Regions from separate parts of the Homo sapiens genome. Here all the other regions are linked to region 2. The links are chromatin contacts, found by Hi-C or POLR2A ChIA-PET in ENCODE. All regions are on one chromosome and are shown on one strand. The core of a region is the stretch at or near the end of the contact, and the rest is flanking DNA. Distances in the headings are between cores, read along the strand shown. Region 1 holds the start of CTSF (cathepsin F). Region 2 holds the start of TOP6BL (TOP6B like initiator of meiotic double strand breaks). Region 3 holds the start of RBM14 (RNA binding motif protein 14). Region 4 holds the start of ACTN3 (actinin alpha 3). Region 5 holds the start of C11orf86 (chromosome 11 open reading frame 86).

What was found. Hi-C counts contacts between places; a loop is a spot of excess contacts on that map. ChIA-PET counts read pairs that join two places held with the same protein, here RNA polymerase II (POLR2A). Pooled maps may share reads with other maps.
Region 1: a loop to region 2 is called in a pooled map, with 10 times the contacts of the local background. The contact joins the promoter of CTSF here to the promoter of TOP6BL in region 2. A Hi-C loop is called at or near these places in 5 of 50 pooled maps. POLR2A ChIA-PET finds 5 or more read pairs at or near these places in 2 of 52 experiments (T-cell and WTC11).
Region 3: a loop to region 2 is called in a map of naive thymus-derived CD4-positive, alpha-beta T cell, with 17 times the contacts of the local background. The contact joins the promoter of RBM14 here to the promoter of TOP6BL in region 2. A Hi-C loop is called at or near these places in 3 of 168 maps with a recorded cell type or tissue (CD4-positive, alpha-beta memory T cell, dorsolateral prefrontal cortex and naive thymus-derived CD4-positive, alpha-beta T cell), 1 of 37 single-sample maps with no recorded cell type and 10 of 50 pooled maps. POLR2A ChIA-PET finds 5 or more read pairs at or near these places in 6 of 52 experiments (B cell, GM10248, H1 and 3 more).
Region 4: a loop to region 2 is called in a map of CD8-positive, alpha-beta T cell, with 2.0 times the contacts of the local background. The contact joins the promoter of ACTN3 here to the promoter of TOP6BL in region 2. A Hi-C loop is called at or near these places in 3 of 168 maps with a recorded cell type or tissue (CD8-positive, alpha-beta T cell and naive thymus-derived CD4-positive, alpha-beta T cell), 2 of 37 single-sample maps with no recorded cell type and 10 of 50 pooled maps. POLR2A ChIA-PET finds 5 or more read pairs at or near these places in 5 of 52 experiments (GM12878, H1, MCF 10A and 2 more).
Region 5: a loop to region 2 is called in a pooled map, with 3 times the contacts of the local background. The contact joins the promoter of C11orf86 here to the promoter of TOP6BL in region 2. A Hi-C loop is called at or near these places in 3 of 50 pooled maps. POLR2A ChIA-PET finds 5 or more read pairs at or near these places in 2 of 52 experiments (H1 and activated T-cell).

The regions. Positions count from the first base shown.
Region 1 is chr11:66,567,356-66,571,334 of GRCh38, reverse strand. CTSF (cathepsin F) reads left to right here and starts at 2,729. Exons shown (of 13, transcript NM_003793.4): 1 at 2,729-3,061; 2 at 3,253-3,351; 3 at 3,673-3,891. The coding sequence starts at 2,849. RefSeq lists silencers at 943-1,237, 2,611-2,680.
Region 2 is chr11:66,742,621-66,746,156 of GRCh38, reverse strand. It overlaps TOP6BL (TOP6B like initiator of meiotic double strand breaks), which reads right to left and starts at 1,388. Exons shown (of 15, transcript NM_001302084.2): 1 at 1,238-1,388. It also overlaps a transcript of SPTBN2 not described here. RefSeq lists enhancers at 530-619, 1,060-1,169, 1,661-2,161 and silencers at 800-899, 1,310-1,699.
Region 3 is chr11:66,614,606-66,618,278 of GRCh38, reverse strand. RBM14 (RNA binding motif protein 14) reads right to left here and starts at 1,649. Exons shown (of 3, transcript NM_006328.4): 1 at 1,222-1,649. The coding sequence starts at 1,558. It overlaps RBM14-RBM4 (RBM14-RBM4 readthrough), which reads right to left and starts at 1,649. Exons shown (of 2, transcript NM_001198846.2): 1 at 1,222-1,649. The coding sequence starts at 1,558. It also overlaps the pseudogene RNU4-39P. RefSeq lists enhancers at 1,404-1,633, 766-1,699, 2,064-2,173.
Region 4 is chr11:66,544,734-66,548,247 of GRCh38, reverse strand. ACTN3 (actinin alpha 3) reads right to left here and starts at 1,345. Exons shown (of 21, transcript NM_001104.4): 1 at 1,164-1,345. The coding sequence starts at 1,310. ZDHHC24 (zDHHC palmitoyltransferase 24) reads left to right here and starts at 2,200. Exons shown (of 3, transcript NM_207340.3): 1 at 2,200-2,525. The coding sequence starts at 2,245. RefSeq lists enhancers at 1,598-1,647, 1,718-1,777, 2,926-3,035 and silencers at 1,898-2,027, 2,208-2,447.
Region 5 is chr11:66,973,541-66,977,511 of GRCh38, reverse strand. C11orf86 (chromosome 11 open reading frame 86) reads right to left here and starts at 2,208. Exons shown (of 2, transcript NM_001353554.2): 1 at 1,874-2,208; 2 at 503-1,335. The coding sequence starts at 2,149. The coding sequence ends at 1,261. RefSeq lists an enhancer at 1,024-1,527.

The sequences.
Region 1 (3,979 bases), core at 1,480-3,979, 180 kb after region 2:
AACAGGGTCTTGCCCTGTCACTCACGCTGTAGTGCAGTGGCATAATTATGGTTCACTGCAACCTCAACCTCCTGTGATTAAGAGATCCTCTCACTTCAGACTCCCAAGTAGCTGAGACTATAGGCGCACACCGTTATGCCTGGCTAACGTTTGTATTTTCGTAGAAATGGGGTTTTGCCATGTTGCCCAGGCTGGTCTCAAACTCCTGGGTTCAAGTGATCTTCCCAACTCTGTCTCTCAAAGTGTTGGGATTATAGGCATGAGCCACCATGCCCAGCCTAAAATCTCTGTTGTAATGTTAATGCTGGTCAGTTGTGCCTCAATTCCAAAGGGAGGAGAGTATAATGAAACATGCCTAACTTCCACTTCCCATTATGGCCTGAACTATTATCATTGTTGAGGTTAACGTTGGAATGTCTTTGACTGGGAGGAAGGGTCCATTCAGATGGTTGGAGGGGATTAGAATTTTATTTTTAATTTACAGAGGGAAGAGCATAATCAAGGAAAGATTAGTATCTGCTGCAATCCCTCAGATCCTCTCCTCTCAGACCTCAGCTGGCAACTGGAAGCATTGAGATGGCTCCACTCTGGCTCCAGCACTAATGTCTGAGTAGCTGGAATGTCACTTTGTCTCTCTAGACCTCTGCTGCTGTAGCAATTCTGGTTTGAACTAGATGATCTTGTAATTCCCAGATGGGTTCTTCCTGCCTACTGCACAAACAAAATCAATTCAGAGACCATAGCATTGCAGAAAAGAACGAGTTTAACTGACACAAGACCTGCCATGCCACACAGGAGACAGGGTTATTACTCAATCAGTCTCACTGAAGGCTTGGAGGTCGGGGTTTTTCAAAGATAGTTTGGTAGGCAGGCGGCTAGGATATGGGTGCTACTGATTGCTTGGGAATGAAATCATAGTAGTGTGGAAAATGGCCCTCCTGCACTGAGTCTGCTTCTGGGTAGGGGTCACAGGACTGGTGGAGTCACACGTCAGTGTGGGGCCATTCCATAGTCACAAATGCAAAAGCCTGGAAGAGATAGCTCAAAAGATCAGTCTTACATTCCATGATAGTGATGTTAATTACAGGAGTAACTGGCAAAGTTGCAAATCTTGTGACTTCCAGAACAATGGCTGGTAATCCTTTAACTATGCCTACATCTTAGTAGAATTCAGGCCCCTCTCATCCTCCTAACTTGGTGGCCTTTCATTAGTTTTACAAGGGTGGTTTAGTTTTCAGGAAGGCGTATTCTAATTTAAAGTATAAGCTAAATTTATCCAAAAGTTACCTTGGCCCATGCCCAGGAATGAGTGAAGACAGCCAGCCTGTGAGGCTAGAAAGCAAGATGCAGTCAGCCATGTCAGATTTCTCTTACTGTCATAATTTTGCAAAGGCAGTTTCAATTTTTTTTTTTTTTTGAGATGGAGTCTCACTGTCTTACCAGGCTGGAGTGCAATGGTGCGCTCTCAGCTCACTGCAACCTCTGACTCCCTGGTTCAAGCGATTCTCCTGCCTCAGCCTCCTGAGTAGCTGGGATTACAGGCACGTGCCACCATGCCCAGCTAATTTTTTTGTATTTTTAGTAGAGACAGGGTTTCACCATGTTGTCCAGGATGGTCTCCATCTCCTGACCTCGTGATCCGCCCACCTTGGCCTCCCAAAGTGCTGGGATTACAGGCGTGAGCCACTGCGCCCGGCCTAAAAATATTTTTAGTAGTGACGGGGTTTCACCTCGTTGGCCAGACTGGTCTCGAACTCCTGAGCTCAGGTGATCTGCCCGCCTCGGCCTCCCAAAGTGCTGGGATTACAGGCGTGAGACACTGCACCCAGCCCATCTGTCGTTCTTCTCTCTAGACTGTGAGCTCCAAGAACGCAGCACTATTCCTGTAATGCATCTGTGCATGCTTTCCCTTGGTAGACCCTGGAACACAGCAGGTGAATGCTTCAAGGGACAGTCTCAACCCTGTGCACCCTGCCTTAGTGGCTACTGAATGCTTGCATGATTGCATTTGAACCTCACAACAGCCTGAGACGCTGCCAGCACTCAAAAAATTACCTGCCATCTCGCTGTTGAGAAGAGGGGCCTGAAAGAGGCGATCAAGCTGCAAACCCAGGCTCAGAAGCCAACTGCCTGGATTTAAGTTTAGCTCAATTCCTTACCAGATATTTGGCAAGCCACTTAATATTTCTCTCTCTCTCTTTTTTGAGACGGAGTTTTGCTCTTGTCGCCTGGGCTGGAGTGCAATGGCACGATCTGAGCTCACTGCAACCTCTGCCTCCTGGGTTCAAGTGATTCTCCTGGCTCAGCCTCCCAAGTAGCTGGGATTACAGGCGCCCACCACCACGCCCAGCTCTTTTTTGTATTTTTAGTAGACACAGGGTTTCACCACGTGTGCCAGACTGGTCTCAAACTCCTGACCTCAGGTGATCCACCCGCTTTGGCCTCCTAAAGTGCTGGGATTACAGGGCTGAGTCACAGAGCCCGGCCACGCCATTTAATCTCTCCAAGCCTCGTTTCCTCCACTGTACGATGGGGATAGCACCTACTTCAGAGATTGCTACGCCGAATAAAAGGAGCTGGCATATCATGCCTAACATATAACAAGCACGTGATAGAGGTCAGTGACTAGCTTTAGCCTCAGGCCAGCAGCCTCCCGCTCTCCCTACCCTGCGCGCCCCACGTGCCTCCTGTAAACAAGAGAACGCGCAGGCGCCGCAAACCAGCGCCCATTGGTCGGCGTGCCGTCGCCCCGCTGGAGGGAGGACTCAGGCCCCGCTGGCCGCGGGCTCGGTACCCGGTGGGTCGGTGGAGCGTCTGTTGGGTCCGGGCCGCCGGCTTCGCCCTCGCCATGGCGCCCTGGCTGCAGCTCCTGTCGCTGCTGGGGCTGCTCCCGGGCGCAGTGGCCGCCCCCGCCCAGCCCCGAGCCGCCAGCTTTCAGGCCTGGGGGCCGCCGTCCCCGGAGCTGCTGGCGCCCACCCGCTTCGCGCTGGAGATGTTCAACCGCGGCCGGGCTGCGGGGACGCGGGCCGTGCTGGGCCTTGTGCGCGGCCGCGTCCGCCGGGTGAGGACGCGCCGGGGGCGGGGGCGCCAGGCCCGGGTCCAAGGGATAGGAGCTTTGACCTAACATTGGGATGGGGCCTGCCCGCTGGACGAACCGATCTCTGGTGATGGGGAATGGGCAGCGCCGCACGGGCGGGGCCTTGGGCGCCGTCAAGGGCCGACTGTGCCCGCCTCACCTACTCCTCTCTCCAGGCGGGTCAGGGGTCGCTGTACTCCCTGGAGGCCACCCTGGAGGAGCCACCCTGCAACGACCCCATGGTGTGCCGGCTCCCCGTGTCCAAGAAAACCCTGGTGAGTGATGAGGCTCTTGGGGTTCCCCGCCCCGAGGCCGAGTAAAGCAGCAGTTGGATGATGACGGGTCAGGTCAAGACGCAGGGATCTGAGGTAGCTGCTGCCCCACCTTGAGCCACTTCCCAGGCCCCGAGGGCTGGAAACCAAGATGCTATGAAGGGGAGGATGCCCCGGTGCAGGCCGTGCCTCACTGTCCACTGTGATGGGGTGATTGCCTTAGGGGTGGCTCTCATCTGAGGAGCCTCCAGCTCCATCTTGGCCAGATCTTGCTCCCCAGATCCAGATCCAGGCCCCCAGAGCAGCTTCTTCCTCTCCCTCCAGCTCTGCAGCTTCCAAGTCCTGGATGAGCTCGGAAGACACGTGCTGCTGCGGAAGGACTGTGGCCCAGTGGACACCAAGGTTCCAGGTGCTGGGGAGCCCAAGTCAGCCTTCACTCAGGGCTCAGCCATGATTTCTTCTCTGTCCCAAAACCATCCAGACAACAGAAACGAGACTTTCAGCTCAGTCATTTCCCTGTTGAATGAGGATCCCCTGTCCCAGGTGAGGAGCCCTCAGCTTGAGGAGCCCTCAGCTTGAGGAGCCAGCCGCTGCCTCATCACCCTTCTCCCTTCCCTCTGGAGTGGGTTTC
Region 2 (3,536 bases), core at 139-2,638:
GAGTCTAACTATTCCTTCACACGTCCTCTGTTACGATATTCCCATATCGGGCCGGGCACGGTGGCTCACGCCGGTCCCAGCACTTTGGGAGGCGGAGGCGGGCAGATCACTTGAGGTCAGAAGTTCAAGACCAGCCTGGCCAACATGGTGAAAACCTGTCTCTACTACAAATACAAAAATGAGCCAGGTGTAGCGGCGTGCGCCTGTAATCCCAGCTACTCGGGAGGCTGAGACAGGAGAATCCCTTGAACCCGAGAGGCGGAGACTGCGGTGAGCCGGGATCACGCCACTGCACTCCAGCCTGGGCGAAAGAGCGAGACTCCGTCTCAAAAAACAAACAAACAAACAAACAAACAAACAAACCCTAAAGATATTCTCATGTCGGTATGACAGCGCAGTTGGGAAAAGAACACTGGCCTATGAGTCAGCGCCCTGGGTTCTAGCCTAGGTTCGGTTATTTGTAAAATGGAATCCCGCCGCCTTCTTTGATGACAACAAACAGGCAGGACGCCCGGGGGTACTCTCTCAGGTGCCCTCAGAGCCTGTGCTTCTGTCACCTGCCCAGTACCCCTCACAAACAGCAGCTCAACGTCCCATTGGGCACCGGCCGTGAAAGTGGGTAATGAAATGAGCACACGGGGCGTGGCCGGCGCCAGGCGCTCAGTGCCGTCTTCCAGAGCAGCTCCCCGAGCACAGGTGTGGCCTCTGAACCTCGCCCTTCCACGTCCAGCTGCTTCGAACCCAGAAACCTGCACCTGCACCGGGGCCTAAAAAAACTCTCCCTCGCTCCCAGTCTGCACTGGGTCCCTCCTTGCCTCTGTCCTGGCGCCCCGACTCCCCCCACCCCGCCCCGCAACGCCAGGGCTTGCCCCATTCCTTTCCTTCTTTCCGCGCCCCCTCCCAGCACCCGGTGCATGGAAGGCGCTGGGCTCCGGCAGGCACCTCCGAGGCTGCGTCAGGCTCTGCCCCTGGGTGTCCGCCGGTGCTCGGCAAACGCCGCAGCTTTCTGAGCCGTAGGCTGGAGAGAGGGCGTCGTTCCCCCACAGAGTACCCCGCGAGCGAGAGCCCTCATCTGCTCCTACTTCCTCGCTTCCCCGTGGGAGACGGGCCTCGATTCCCGAACCTTCCTCCTTCACCTTAGGCGACGCCCGACCCCTCTGCCCAAACTTCGCGGTCTCCTCACAAAGCCCGTCTCCTCAGAAAGTGTCCTCCGCTTTCTCTCCCTTCCCAGCATCACCTCGAACACGGCCACGGCCGTCCCCTCCATGCCGCGCAGGGAACAGCGGCAACGCCCAGTCGAAGGGTACCCGCCCGCCGCCGCCGCCGCCGCCGCCGCCCCCTCCTCAGCCCGGGCTTGGAACTCCGCCAGTGCCCACGCCCGAGTCCACGCCCACGCCCGGCAGCGCGAGCCCATCCCTTCCCGCGCGCGCGCCTGCGCCCGCGCACGCCCCGCCCACCTGCCCGCCGCGCCTGCGCACTCGACGCTGCAGGGCCCCGAGACCGCGAACCGCCGCCGGGAGCCACCTAGAGCCTCTGAGCGCCGCGGGTGCCAGTGGGCCCGCAGGTGGGAGGTTCGGGGCGGGGAAGAGCCCGCGAGAGGCGGCCAAGGCTGGAGGTGAGCGGGAATGAGGCCAGGCCACGACTCCTCCCTCCTCTCAAAGATAGTTTCCCACGGTGGCGGCGAGATGCGGCCCTTGGCCCTAATCCGGGCTTTGGCCGCCCTTCGCGCTTTCCAGGACCCTTCCCTCGGCCGGGAGGGGCGACGGTAACGGCGCGGGGCTACCAAGCGGGTTCGTGACCCCTCCAACAGCCTTGTCTGCGGCGGGGGCTGCCCCAGGCCAAGCCCTGGGTCCCAGACTTAGCAAAGAAAAAGACGGCCAATTAAAATTGAATTTCATATAGACAGCGAATTTTTTTTATAACCATACACATATCTCGGCAATTTTTGGGACATATACTAAAAAATTACTAATCTGAAATTAAAAACGACGCCCTGGGCCGGGCGCAGTGGCTCACGCCCGTCATCCCAGCACTTTTGGAGGCCGAAGCGAGTGGATCACCTGAGGTCAGGAGTTCGAGACCAGCCTGGCCAACATGGTGAAACCCCGTCTCTACTGAAAATACAAAAATTAGCCGGGCGTGGTGGCGGGCGCCTGTAATCCCAGCTACTCGGGAGGCTGAGGCAGGATAATTGCTTGAACCTGGGAGGCGGAGGTTGCAGTGAGCCGAGATCGCGTCATTGCACTCCAACCTGGGCAAAAAGAGCGAAACTCTGTCTCAAAAAAAGAAAAAACGACCCCCCGTCTTTTACCTTACAACCAGCCCCAAGCATCTCCCAGCCTAATCCAGGGGGACCAGCTTCCCCCGCAAAGGTGGGACCTGGGAGTCGACCCCTCCCTATCCAGGCCCCTTTCCACGTTTGACTGCACTGAATGTGCCAAGACCAGGAGCTGGCTTTTCTGGGCTCTGGCTGACAGGAGAAGCTCTGGGGTTTTCCAAGTGCATTCCTGGCTGGAATAAGGAGGTCCTGCAGAGTCCCAGCTGCTGCTCTCTGCCAGGTTCCGGGAGGGGCATGGTGACAGGGGCTTAAGCCTATAACTGCTGGTGATCTGACAGCCAAAAGAAAACCCTGATGAGAGATTCCTGCCTGGCAAAGAGTTGCCCAAGGAGAAGGGTGGGACAGGGTGTTGGCTGCTTTCCTTCAGGAAAAATTCTTCCACCCCAGCTCCAAGACGCCAGGATTGGACAGAACAGGCTGGCGAGCTGGCAGAGTGCCTGCCCAGTACACAACCTTGGTGCTACTCCAAAGAACATTGTCTATCGAGACCTGAATCATACCCTTCTCGAGTCTATGCTCAGCGCTCCTCCCCATTCCTCCCCATCTCAGTTGCTCACAGGTAGACCTATTGGAGCAAGGTAGCTTTTATTTCTGGAAAATCCATCGTAACCATCAAACTTGATAAACAGCTGGCATTTGAGGAATCATTGGAGTCTTCCTTTCATTCCCCCCACACCCCCCGCAGAGCTCCCCATCCCCACCCCCAGTCTCTTGTCCTTTTTCAGAAGAGGAGTTGCCAAGGGGAAGGGACCAGTAACATTGAATGACTGCTTGTTGTCGGACCCCACTAGCTCTTTACATAAATGATGTCATCCTCTCAACTATCTTGTAAGAAAATTGTTATCGTCACTATTTTATGGGTGAGAAACCAAGGTATTGAGGATGGTTCTTTAAAATATTTCCCATCGTGGCCGGGCGCAGTGGCTCACGCCTGTAATCCCAACACTTTGGGAGGCCCAGGTGGGTGGATCATTTGAGGTCAGGAGTTCGAGACCAGCCCAGCCAACATGGTGAAACCCCACCTCTACTAAAAATACAAAAATTAGCCAGGCGTGTTGGCATGTGCCTGTAGTCCCAGCTACCTGGGAGGCTGAGGCAGGAGAATTGCTTGAACCCGGGAGGTGGAGGTTGCAGTGAGCTGACATCACACCACTGCACTCTAGCCCGGCTGACAGAGTGAGACTCTGTCTAAAAAAAA
Region 3 (3,673 bases), core at 400-2,899, 130 kb after region 2:
GCAGGTATGAACCCACCAGGAGTAGGGCATCAGATACTCCCAGGCTGCATCTTCCAAAATGACAGGGCAAAGTTAACTCTGATCTGTTCCCAAGTGGAGCAGAGACTGGCCACATACACAACGGCTGTCCCACCAAATCTTGCCAATGTAAAAGATAAAGAGCTTAAGGGATAAAAACTCAAGCTATGAAAAAGTCAACTGGGTCCCTAGTCAGGCTTAAATTATGGTGACACATTTTTCTCGAAGAAAAGGCACCGGGATCTGCCCTGAGAATCAGACTACTCAAGCAATGACTACTACTGATTCAGTAAACCGTGTTTAGCCACTGTTTAATGAAGAGCTCTCACAGACCCCTCCCCAGGACCCCCTCAGCCAGAGTATGCCCCCCTGCAAAGTCACCAAGCTTATAAAAGAATGACACTGCCCTAGGGCACTGGCTTGGCATGTAAAGACTACGCAGAAGGGGACTTCATAAAACAAGCTTTCTTGCACATGCAAAAGGCTGGGGTTTCCAGTTGACAGATGTAAAATCGAGCCCAAAGAAAAACCCCAAGTTTGAGGGAGGAGAAAAGCACAGAGCTGCCACGCCTAACCTACCTAATATTGAAAGGCCAAAGTGATTCGGAAGGGGCCCCTCTCGTACCCACGTGTAACTGTGCCCATGAGTAGACCCATGCCAGACAAGACTAAAAGACCCCAGCCCGAGAAACGTCCAAGGGCCCCGTTACCTTCCGCTTGAGCACATTCATCGGGAGGGAACAGGAGGGCGGCCTTGGGGCGTCAGCCCCCACCTTTTCCCTCTTCCCTTGCTCTGACCGACGTCTGGAGAGGAAGTGGGGAAGTGGAGAAATCTTCCCCGCTTCATGATCCGGCTTGTGCCCGTCACTTCCCAATTTCCGCTGGGTGCCAGGCCCAGGAGACCAGGAGAAGGCGCGCCCCCGGAACACTCGCAAGGCTCTCAGGCGCGTCCCCGGCCCCGTAGCTTGGCTCGCAGTGGCCGCCGCACCCACCCAGAGCCGCTTCCTCCTACTTGGTGGACGGTTCCTGGACCGCAGGGGAGGAGGGTGGCTCTACCCAACGCGCCCCCAACACCTCCGACCTGCTCCCGCGCACTTCCCCACCCCTCCCAACCGCGCAGTGACCGACCCCCGGGTAAGGGGCGTGGCTAACAGGCAGAGTGCCCCGAGCGCGCCCCCGCCCCCGAGCGCGCCTCCGCGTTACCTTTCACCACGTCACACTCGATGACGCGTCCGCGGCGCTCGAAGAGGCTGCGCAGTTCCTGGCTCGTGCATGCAGCCGACACATTGCCCACGAAAATCTTCCAAGTATTAAGAGGCCTTGGGCGCGACATCTCCACCACGAGCGCGCGCCCCGGCCGCAGCTCGTGGCCGTGCAGGGCTTCGATGGCGCGCAGCGCGCCCGCGTTCTCGCGCATGTGCACGAAGGCGAACTGTTTCATGACGGCGCAGCTCATGACCGTGCCGTAGGGCGCAAAGAGGGCTGCCAGCTCCTCCGGAGTCGTATCCGCCCCGTCGACGTTGCCCACGAATATCTTCATTTTGTCGCCGCAGCCACCTTCCTGGAGAGCCCGGACCTCTCCTCCAGCGACAGGCAAGACGTCCGAACGACCGGCAGTCCTCCTCAGGAATGGCTGGCGACCGAGAACCCCGCCGCGCAGGCGCCCTGGCCTAGCCAATGGGGACTCGCATCCCGCGCGTCCAGCGACCAATCAGAAACGCTGAGGGAAGATGTGCTCAGGCACAGCCAATCCCAGAGGGCCTAGAGCCCGCTCGTTAGCTGAGGGGGTGGGAAAGGGACGACCAACCGCCACAGCCCGTGGCGGGAGAGGGGGTTGGGAAGAAGAGGGAGGGCTGAAGAGAGGAGAACGCGCGCGAGCGGCGCCGGCGGCAGAGAGGCCTAGTCTGTAAGGCGGTCTCTGGCCCGGGTGGGGCTGGGACCGGCGGGCTCCCAGGAAAACTTTGTACAATTGGAAGTCAGGGCTCCTCCCATTCTGGAAGCCCTGTCCAAACCCGCGCCTGGGGGTTGCCGCGTGAGTGTACGGGGGAAGGCCGGGCCTGGCGGGAGAAACCAGGACAGGCGCCTTGAGTCGGCAAACGGCTCCCAGGACTGTGCTGAGCACCGCGAGGGGACCTGAGGCAGGCCCCGGAGAAGCCCTCGTGCCATTAATTGATTCTTTGGAAACATTCCCTGGGGTTGCTGAGGTCCTGGCAGCCGGTGAAAAATCAAAGGCCTCTGCCCTGATGGAATTCCCAGTCAAGAAATAATGGAATGACGTTATTGTATGTTGAAGGTTTTCATAATAAACAGTTTAATAAACGAGAAAATTAATTCTGCAGGAAGCAAAAGTTGAGCCTTAAAAAAAATTTTAGTCCGGGAGCGGTGGCTCACGCCTGTAATTCCAGCACTTTGGGAGACCAAGGCAAGCAGATCACCGGAGGTCAGGAGTTCAGGACCAGCCTGGCCAAAATGGTGAAACCCCGTCTCTACTAAAAATACAAAATTAGCCGGGTGTGGTGGTGCGCGCCTGTAATCCCAGCTACTTGGGAGGCTGAGGCAGGAGAATCACTTGAACCCGGAAGGCGGAGGTTGCAGTGAGCCAAGATCACGCCACTGCACTCCAGCATGGGCGACAGTGAGATTCCGTCTCAAAAATTTTTTTAAACAGATTTGAGTATGTAAATAAGATTGTTGCATGGCAGACAACATCAAAAACATAGACATGTGACAAACTCAGGGAAATATTTGCCTACGTGTTCAGTCAACAAATAGCACCTACCATGTGGACACCACCAAGAATATAGCAGTGAACAAAAAAAAATGACAGAAATCCCAACCTTCTTGGATCTTATGGTGGGGAGAAACAGGCAAGAAATAAGTAAAACATAAGCGTGTTAGATGGTGATGAGGACTTGGAGTAATCAAGGGAACTAAGCCATCCTCTGAGGGAAGATCATGCCGGCCAGAAAGTACAAGTCAAAGAGTGCTGGGGCAGAAGCAAATCTGGTTCAAGGAAGAGTCAAGAGCCAGTATGGGCCAGGCCCGGTGGCTCACGCCTGTAATCCCAGCACTTTGGGAGGCTGAGGCGGGCGGATCACCTGAGGTCAAGAGTTCGAGACCAGTCTGACCAACATGGTAAAACCCTGTCTCTACTAAAACTACAAAACATTAGCTTTGCGCAGTGGCAGTATCATAGCCAATGAGGTTTATCCGAGGCGCAATTATTGCTAATTGAAAACAAAACATTAGCCATGCATGATGACTGGCACCTGTAATCCCAGCTACTCAGGAGGCTGAGGCATTAAAATCACTTGAACCCAGGAGGTGGAGGTTGCAGTGGGCTGAGATCACGCCACCACACTCCATCCTGGCCAACAGAGCAGGACTCTGTCTCCAAAAAAAAAAAAAAAAAAGAGCCCAATATGGCCAGAACCTGGAACAGAGAGCAGAATAGGAGGGTGGGAGTTGTGTAGCACAAGGCCATTGAAATGGCATGTGCTTGGGCCAGGCGAGGTGGCTCACGCCTGTAATCCCAGCACTTTGGGAGGCTGAGGCGGGCGGATCATGAGGTCAGGAGATGGAGACCATCCTGGCTAACACGGTGAAACCCCGTCTCTACTAAAATACAAAAAATTAGCCGGGCATGGTGGCGGGG
Region 4 (3,514 bases), core at 96-2,595, 200 kb after region 2:
GAGCCTAAGGGGAGGCCTGTCACCCGGGGCACCCCAGCCGAGTCAGCGGAGCCTCTCGGCCCTTGGGGTCATCTCCTGTCATCTAACCCAGCAGAAGTACTCTGATTCTAAATTCTGGGACTCTCAGGTCATTTAAATTCCACTGAGTACCCCAGTACCCTGCCCTCTCCTGGAGTCATACAGTGTTGGCACACGCTGAGCAGGGTCCAATGGCCTCATAGTGCCCTCCTGGTTACCCCTGGCCTGCCACTCTCCAAAGTATTCTCCCTCTGGCCTGGATCATTTTCCCTTTGGGAACCCAGGTGTCCTGCCCCCTCTACTTGGGAAAGTCTGGGAGTGAAAATAGCTCAGGGAGGGAGGGGCCCTGAGTGCCCAACGGGCTGGGCCTGGGTAGCAGCTGCCCCTGTGCCCCTCTTTGGCGCCCCCGAGGTGCTGCCTCAGCACTAAGTGTCCATCTGGCTGGAGAGTCAGGTTACAGCGTAAGGGGACCCAGGTCTCCCCTCCTCCCCGACCTATGGCCTTTTCAGCAGACTCAGGGCCCCATGCCTGGGGTATCTTGGGAAAGAATGGGGGTAGGGAAAAGGGTAAAGATCCTCAGGTTGCGGGGGTCCTGATGTCTGACAGTCTGTGATGTGGGGCCTGTCTGTGCTCTTTCTGGGCTTCAGTTTCTTCAATTGTTAAATGAGATACAGCGACTATGGACCCCACCCTGGAGACGAGGTGGGGTGGGGTCTGAGAGGACCCTTCTCACTACCCCCACACTCCCAAGTCCACTAGTTGCCTGACTGCAAGCCTTCAGGGTGGGGTCTGGGAATATTTAACTAGAAGAAGATTCTTCTTTCTGAACCCCCCCTAACTTGGATCTCCTGGGGTTTGCCCAGCCTGTTTTCAGCAGCAGAAGTGGGGCAGTGGGCCCAGGGGAATGAACCCTGGTGGGGGTGGGGAGCCCAGAAACTCTCTTGTCATTTTAAACCCCTCTTGAGGGCTCCCAGCCCTCTCCTCCAGCCCTGGGGACAGCAGGCAGCTGATGGGCAGAGCCTGGGCTGGGGATTAGCACTCTAGGTTAAAGACAAGCTCTGCCCCTGCACTGCTGAGATGCCCAGGACAAACAGCCCGGCCTCTCAGGCCTCGGTTTTGCTGTCAGGAAATGGGCGAGCACTCACTTTCCGCTGCTGCTTCTCCCAGGCCGGGTCCAGCAGCAGGTCGCGGTCCCAGTCCTCCTCCTGTTCCATGTACTCGCCGCCCCCGCCGCCGCCCGCAAAGCGCCCCTCCCCGGCCCCCAGACCCTCGGGCTGCATAACCATCATCATCTCGATCGGGCTCCTGGCTTCGCTCCGCTCGGCACGCTCTCGGACACCCGGGCCCCATTAAGTAGGGCCCAGCCCAGCCCCAGATCGAATTCGCACTAAATATGGGGGAGGAGGGAGGGGCCGGATGGGGGTGAAGGAGCTCGGGTTGGACCTGGCAAGGGGTTGTCCTGAAGCCGGGAACTGCGGGACTCGGGGGCGCCGGGGTGGATCTCGCGGCGGAGATCCTGGGTTTGCATTCCTGCTCCGCTGCTGGGGCGCTGTGTGACCTTGAGAAATCCACGGGACCTCTCTGAGTCTGTTTACTCCTCTCCACAATAGAAAGGCCGATAATAATAGTGGCCGCGGGCCGCTCTAGAGGCTGCCCTCTGGAGCTCCTCGTGAGCCTCTTCCAGCACCTCGCTGGTGGGACACAGAGCCCTATCCCCATTTCACAGTCAGGAACACAGAGGCGCCGAGCTGTTTTGCATGTTTTCTGGGGTGATGGAGACACCCGGGCATGGGGAACGGCTCTGAGCCAGCTGGATGGGCTGCGGCAGGGCTATTAATATCGGGGCGGCTGTGGGGAGTAGGGGAGAATGTGCTGAGCCGGGAAACCCCGACACCACCCCGGCTGCAACTCAATCCCCCGGGCACTCCTGGCCCCCGCGCCAGCGGGCGGGGCTCCGACGGGATGGGAGGAGCCTCCAGGGTGGGCGGGTCAATCACTCCGCGGCGTTATCCGGGCTCCAGCGCCGCGGGATTCCGAGCGCCTCCACTGCTGGTCCGTTGGCCAGATCAACTCGCCGCGTGGGCCGGCCGTTCCCTGAGAGTCTGAGCGCTCGCCGCACCCCCTTCCGAGCTTCTATTGGCCGTAGCAGACGTCCGTCTGCCGCTATCTCCGCCCCAATACGGAAGCGGCCTAGTCCTCCGGCTCCGACAGCTGGGTGTCCAGGCCATGGGGCAGCCCTGGGCGGCTGGGAGCACGGACGGGGCGCCCGCGCAGCTGCCTCTCGTGCTCACCGCGCTGTGGGCCGCGGCCGTGGGCCTGGAGCTGGCTTACGTGCTGGTGCTCGGTCCCGGGCCGCCGCCGCTGGGACCCCTGGCCCGGGCCTTGCAGCTGGCGCTGGCCGCCTTCCAGCTGCTCAACCTGCTGGGCAACGTGGGGCTCTTCCTGCGCTCGGATCCCAGCATCCGTGGCGTGATGCTGGCCGGCCGCGGTCTGGGCCAGGGCTGGGCGTGAGTGGGGTGCGGGATCGGGCGGGGAGAAGTGGGAGCCTTGGACAGGGGGGAGGGGCCCCAAGACCTGAGATGTTAGAACCGGGTTACATTAGGATCCAGGTTGTTAGAATCAGACATTTTTTTAGAACCTGGGATGGAAGAGCTAGAATTGAGTGTTATTTATTTACTCGCAAATACTTATTGGGAGCCTACTAGGTGCAAGGTTTTGTTACAGGGACGAAGGGTACAATAGAACAAATTCCTGATTTGAGGGGGGTGCAGATGAGAAACTAGAGGAATAATAAGCAAATCATATAGAATGCTAGAAGGTGATAGTAGTTTGGAAACAAGAAGTAGAGCAGGGTAAAGGGGTTGCAAGTTTCAATATTAAATAGGTGGTTAGGCCGGGTGCGTTGGCTCACATCTGTAATCCCAGCACTTTGGGAGGCCGAGGCCGGCGGATCACTTAAGGTCAGAAGTTTACCAGCCTAGCCAACGTGGTGAAACCCCGTCTCTACTAAAAATATAAAAAAATTAGTCGGGCATGGCGGCACGTGCCTGTAATCTCAGCTACTGGGGAGGCTGAGGCAAGAGAATTGTTTGAACCTGGGAGGCGGAGGTTGCAGTGAGCCGAGATCGAGCCACTGCACTCCAGCCTGGGTGACAGAGCAAGACTCCCTCCGTCTCAAATAAATAAATACATAAATAAACAGGTGGTAAATTCTCATCACAAAAATATGAGTGTTTGAGGTAATGGCTATCCTAATTAGCTTGATTTATTCCAAGCTGTACTGATAAATCATAACATCACTTGGTATCCCATAAGTATATACAACTGGAATTTGTCAATTTATAATTAGAAAAAAAAATTACACCAGGTACAGGCTCTACACACACATTTTATGCCAGGCAGAGGCTTTTGCTGAGACTGAGGCTGTAGTGTGCTATGATCACACCTGTGAACAACCACTACACTCCAGCCTGGGTAATGTAGCGAGACTCTGTCC
Region 5 (3,971 bases), core at 959-3,458, 230 kb before region 2:
GGGGAAACGGAAGCCTCCCCTCTGTCCACTGGACAACACCCCCCGGAACAGATCCTGGACCAGGATACTTAGCTGCTCCCTCACCTTTGTCCTTGGGCCTGCTTGAGCCTGGAGAGCCCCAGGGGCCCTGCAAAAAGTGCCAGTGTCTCTCGAAGAGCTCAGGCTTTTTGGGGTCAGACCCTCTCCTTCTGTGTGGCCCTTGCCTCTCTAAGCCTCAGAAGGAGCCCCACCTCAGTGGGGTGGGCACAGAGGCAGGACACTGAGAGCCAGGTCCTCTGAAGCTGGCCTTGAGGTCAGCACAGGGTGGGCACAATCCCTCTGGGGAGAAAGGTCCAGAGAAGTGGCAGGAAAGGCCCAGCCTGGTGGGGGATCCAGCCCGCCCCGGGCCCTGGTGCCCCTGCCCAAGCATTCTGGGATGCTTTGGGCTTAGCCTGCCTCACAGGGGTCAGCAGGGGTGGGGGGGTGGGGGTCTGAGCCAGCGAGTTAGTCACCAGGCAAATCGTTGACTTTTTCTCAGCATCTTTATTACTGTGTTCGACTCCAGTGCTGGACACTGGATGGGGTGGGGTGGGGTCGGAGATGTCAAAACCAAGAAATCCCTTCCCCACTCTGGGCCTCAGTTTCCCCCTCTGTCACACAGGGAGGAAGACTTCCTCTGCTTCCTTCATCAGGACACCGTGAGGTTCAAAGGTTTTCAGCACAGAGTGCTCAGCCAGGAGGGCCACCCAGCTGTGGTCCTTGCCCCAGAGGGCTCACCATCTGGGAGGGAGACCTGCGCCCTGGCCCACCATCAGCAACTGACAAGAAGGGCAGTTGGGTCATGGCCCAGTGACCAGGCAACGTCCGTGAGCCTCTCGGCCATGGGTCTGGCTTCATCAAGCTCCGTCCTGGAAGTTGACAGCTGGTCGTGTGGGGCAGGAGCGTCCACAGCCCCCATTCCGGGCAGGCTTCTTCTAAACCTTCATAGAATCATAGTCCAAGGCCCCTACCCAAGCCCAGAGGGCAGACAGCTGAGCCCCCTTCTTTTTGACCCTGCTGGGATCTTCAAAGAGAGCTAGTGCTGGAGTGGAAGGGCCAGAGCTAAGAGTGGCAGCCACGTGGCGACTCCAGTGAGCTGGTGGCAGAAGCCTCCTAGGGCCACCCAGCCAAAGTCCAGAGAGCTGTGAAGAGGTAGGTCAGCAGACACGGTGGGCTGGTCCAGGCACAGCAAGGGGGCCACGATGGCTTCCAGCATCTTTAGCTGATGGTGCCCAGTGTGGGCTACGGGGAGGCCGGCTGACTCAGAGTCACGCTGGGGAAGATGGCGACAAAGCTCTCCCACCTTCTTCTTACCTGCTGGAAGACAGAGGTGGGGGAGGTCCCATGGGCTGAGTGGTGGGCTTAGATGTTGTTCCACCCATAGCCACGAGGTGGGGGTAGACCCCAGGTAGAGAAGCACTGCTCATTGGAGACCCTGTCTCTTAGAGGAGGGAGCCTGCAGCCCCCCACAAAGGGGTCCAGATCTCCCCTTTTTCTCTGGGGTGAGAGGGTCACACAGTGTACTTCCCAGGAAGTTGCACTGGCTGATCTCCTTGCCTCCTGCTCTATTCCCCCATCCAGCATACTATCAATCAGCTAAAAACAGCGCTTACCATATCACCCTCCTCCTCTAAAACCTTCAGTGGCTCCCCAGTGCCTGTGGGATAAATCCCAAATGCCTTCAGGGCCCTCTGAAACGTGGCTCTGGGGTGTCTCTCTCTGCACCCTCATCTCCAGGCAGCTCGGTTGTCATCTTGGTACACAGCCTGGGCTGGCTCTGTCTCTGAACCTTTCCTGCCCTGGAATCCCTGCCCACCTGCTGTGGTACCCTCCATCCTTCAGCCCACAGCCATACCTGTTGGTACCGCCTCAGCCACCACCGGCTGCCTCTTCGCTGGGCTTGGATCAGCTGCTCTGTGTCCCCCAGGCTCCCCGGCACCCGCTCCTGGGCAGTGGCATCTGGCCCTTCTGTGCCTCTCTCGAGGCCCTGGGACCTGGACTTCTCTTGCCCCTGTCTGAGGCTTAGCGCCCTGCGGAGTTGGCCCTCCTGGGGCCTCCCCCAGGGCTCCTGCAGCTTTCCATAGGAGGGTCGGGGCTCTCGCAAGGACTGACTTCGCAGCCCTGTTCCCATGGCTCCGGAGGCTGCAGGCACAGGACTGCTCCGGCCCCTCAGCAAGACACTGGCCCTCTGAGGTGGCCCAGTGCCTCCACCCATCTGACAAGAGATCACTGGGGGCAAAGGTTGGTGCTGCCAAGGTGGCTTTCATAAATCAAAGGGCAGGCCACAGGGCCAAGCATCCCTGAGTCACCTCACCACTGCCTCCCCACCTTCTGGGTCAAGGAGTGAAGGCCAAGGGGAGGAAATTGCCACTCCCTCCTTCACCTATCCTTCCCCCCTCCCCCTCCCCTCCCCCTCCCCTCCTCTCCCCCCTCCCTCCTCCCCCATCCTCCCCCCTCCTTCTCCCCTCCCCTCCCCCTTCCTTCCCCTCCCCTCTCCCTCCCCCCTCCTCCTTCTCCTCCTTCTCCTCTAGGCAGCTTCCCTGACTACCTCATCCCTGAAGAGTTTGTTCTCCTCTGAATCTCTATGGCCCCGGCATCCATTGACACTGAGCACCATGGCTTAACAACCAAACAGAGACAGCCTTTTAAGAATTGGGCCAGGCCCGGTGGCTCACGCCTGTAATCCTAGCACTTTGAGAGGCCGAGGCAGGCAGATTGCCTGAGATCAGGAGTTCCAGACCAGCCTTGCCAACATGGTAAAACCCCGTCTCTACTAAAAATACAAAAAATTAGCTGGGCATGGTGGCGGGCGCCTGTAATCCCAGCTACTCAGGAGGCTGAGGCAGGAGAATCACTTGAACCCAGAAGGCGGAGGTTGCAGTGAGCCGAGATTGTGCCACTGCACCCAACCTGGGTGACAGAGCAAGACTGCGTCTCAAAAAGAAATATATTTTTCAAAAAAGCATCAGTATGGCTCCAAGCTAGAACAATCACATTCACAAAGACAGCAAGGAGGATGGCCGTTGCCAGGCACTGGGGGAGGGAGGAATGAAGAATTTAATGGCTGTAAATTTTCAGATTTCATAAGATGAAGAGTTCCAGAGATTGGTTGCACAACAATGGTTGAAATGGTAAACTTTATGGTATATGTGTTATACAATACTGGAGAATTTCTTTTTTTTTTTTTTTTTTTTTAAGAAACAGAAGGAAACAGGACGGCTCCAGGCTAGGAGTCAGGAGGCCTGGATTTTTTCCAGGCCCAGCGCTGCCCCTAATGTCCCAGCAGCACAGCACTATCCTTGAGCACTCAAGCTCTGAGGACCAACTGCCTCTGGGTAAACTGTAGCTTCATTCCTTGCAGCCTTGTGACCTTGGGCACATTTTTCTCCTTCATTCGTAAGAGGGACAAATAACTTGGGTAATTGTTGTGCGTATTAAATGTGGTCCACAGGGCTTGGCACACAGCAAGCCCTCGAACAAAGTGAGTTGGTGGTTGTATTTGTCCGTTCTCCTGCTGCTATAAAGAAAGACCTGAGGCTGGGAGCAGTGGCTCATGCCTGTAATCCTAGCACTTTGGGAGGCTGAGGCGGGTAGATCACTTGAGGTCAGAAGTTCAAGACCAGCCTGGCCAATATGGTGAAACCCCTTCTCTACTAAAAATACAAAAATTAGGCCAGGTTGCAGTGGCTCACAACTGTAATCCCAGCACTTTGGGAGGCTGAGGCAGGTGGATCACAAGGTCAGGAGTTTGAGACCAGCCTGGCCAACATGGTGAAACCCCGTCTCTACTGAAAAAATACAAAGATTAGGCAGGCATGGTGGCGTGTGCCTGTAATCCCAGCTACTCGGGAGGCTGAGGCAGGAGAATTGCTTGAACCCAGGAGGCAGAGGTTGCAGTGAGCCGAGATCGTGCCACTGCACTCCAGCCTGGGCAACAGAGCAAGACTCCGTCT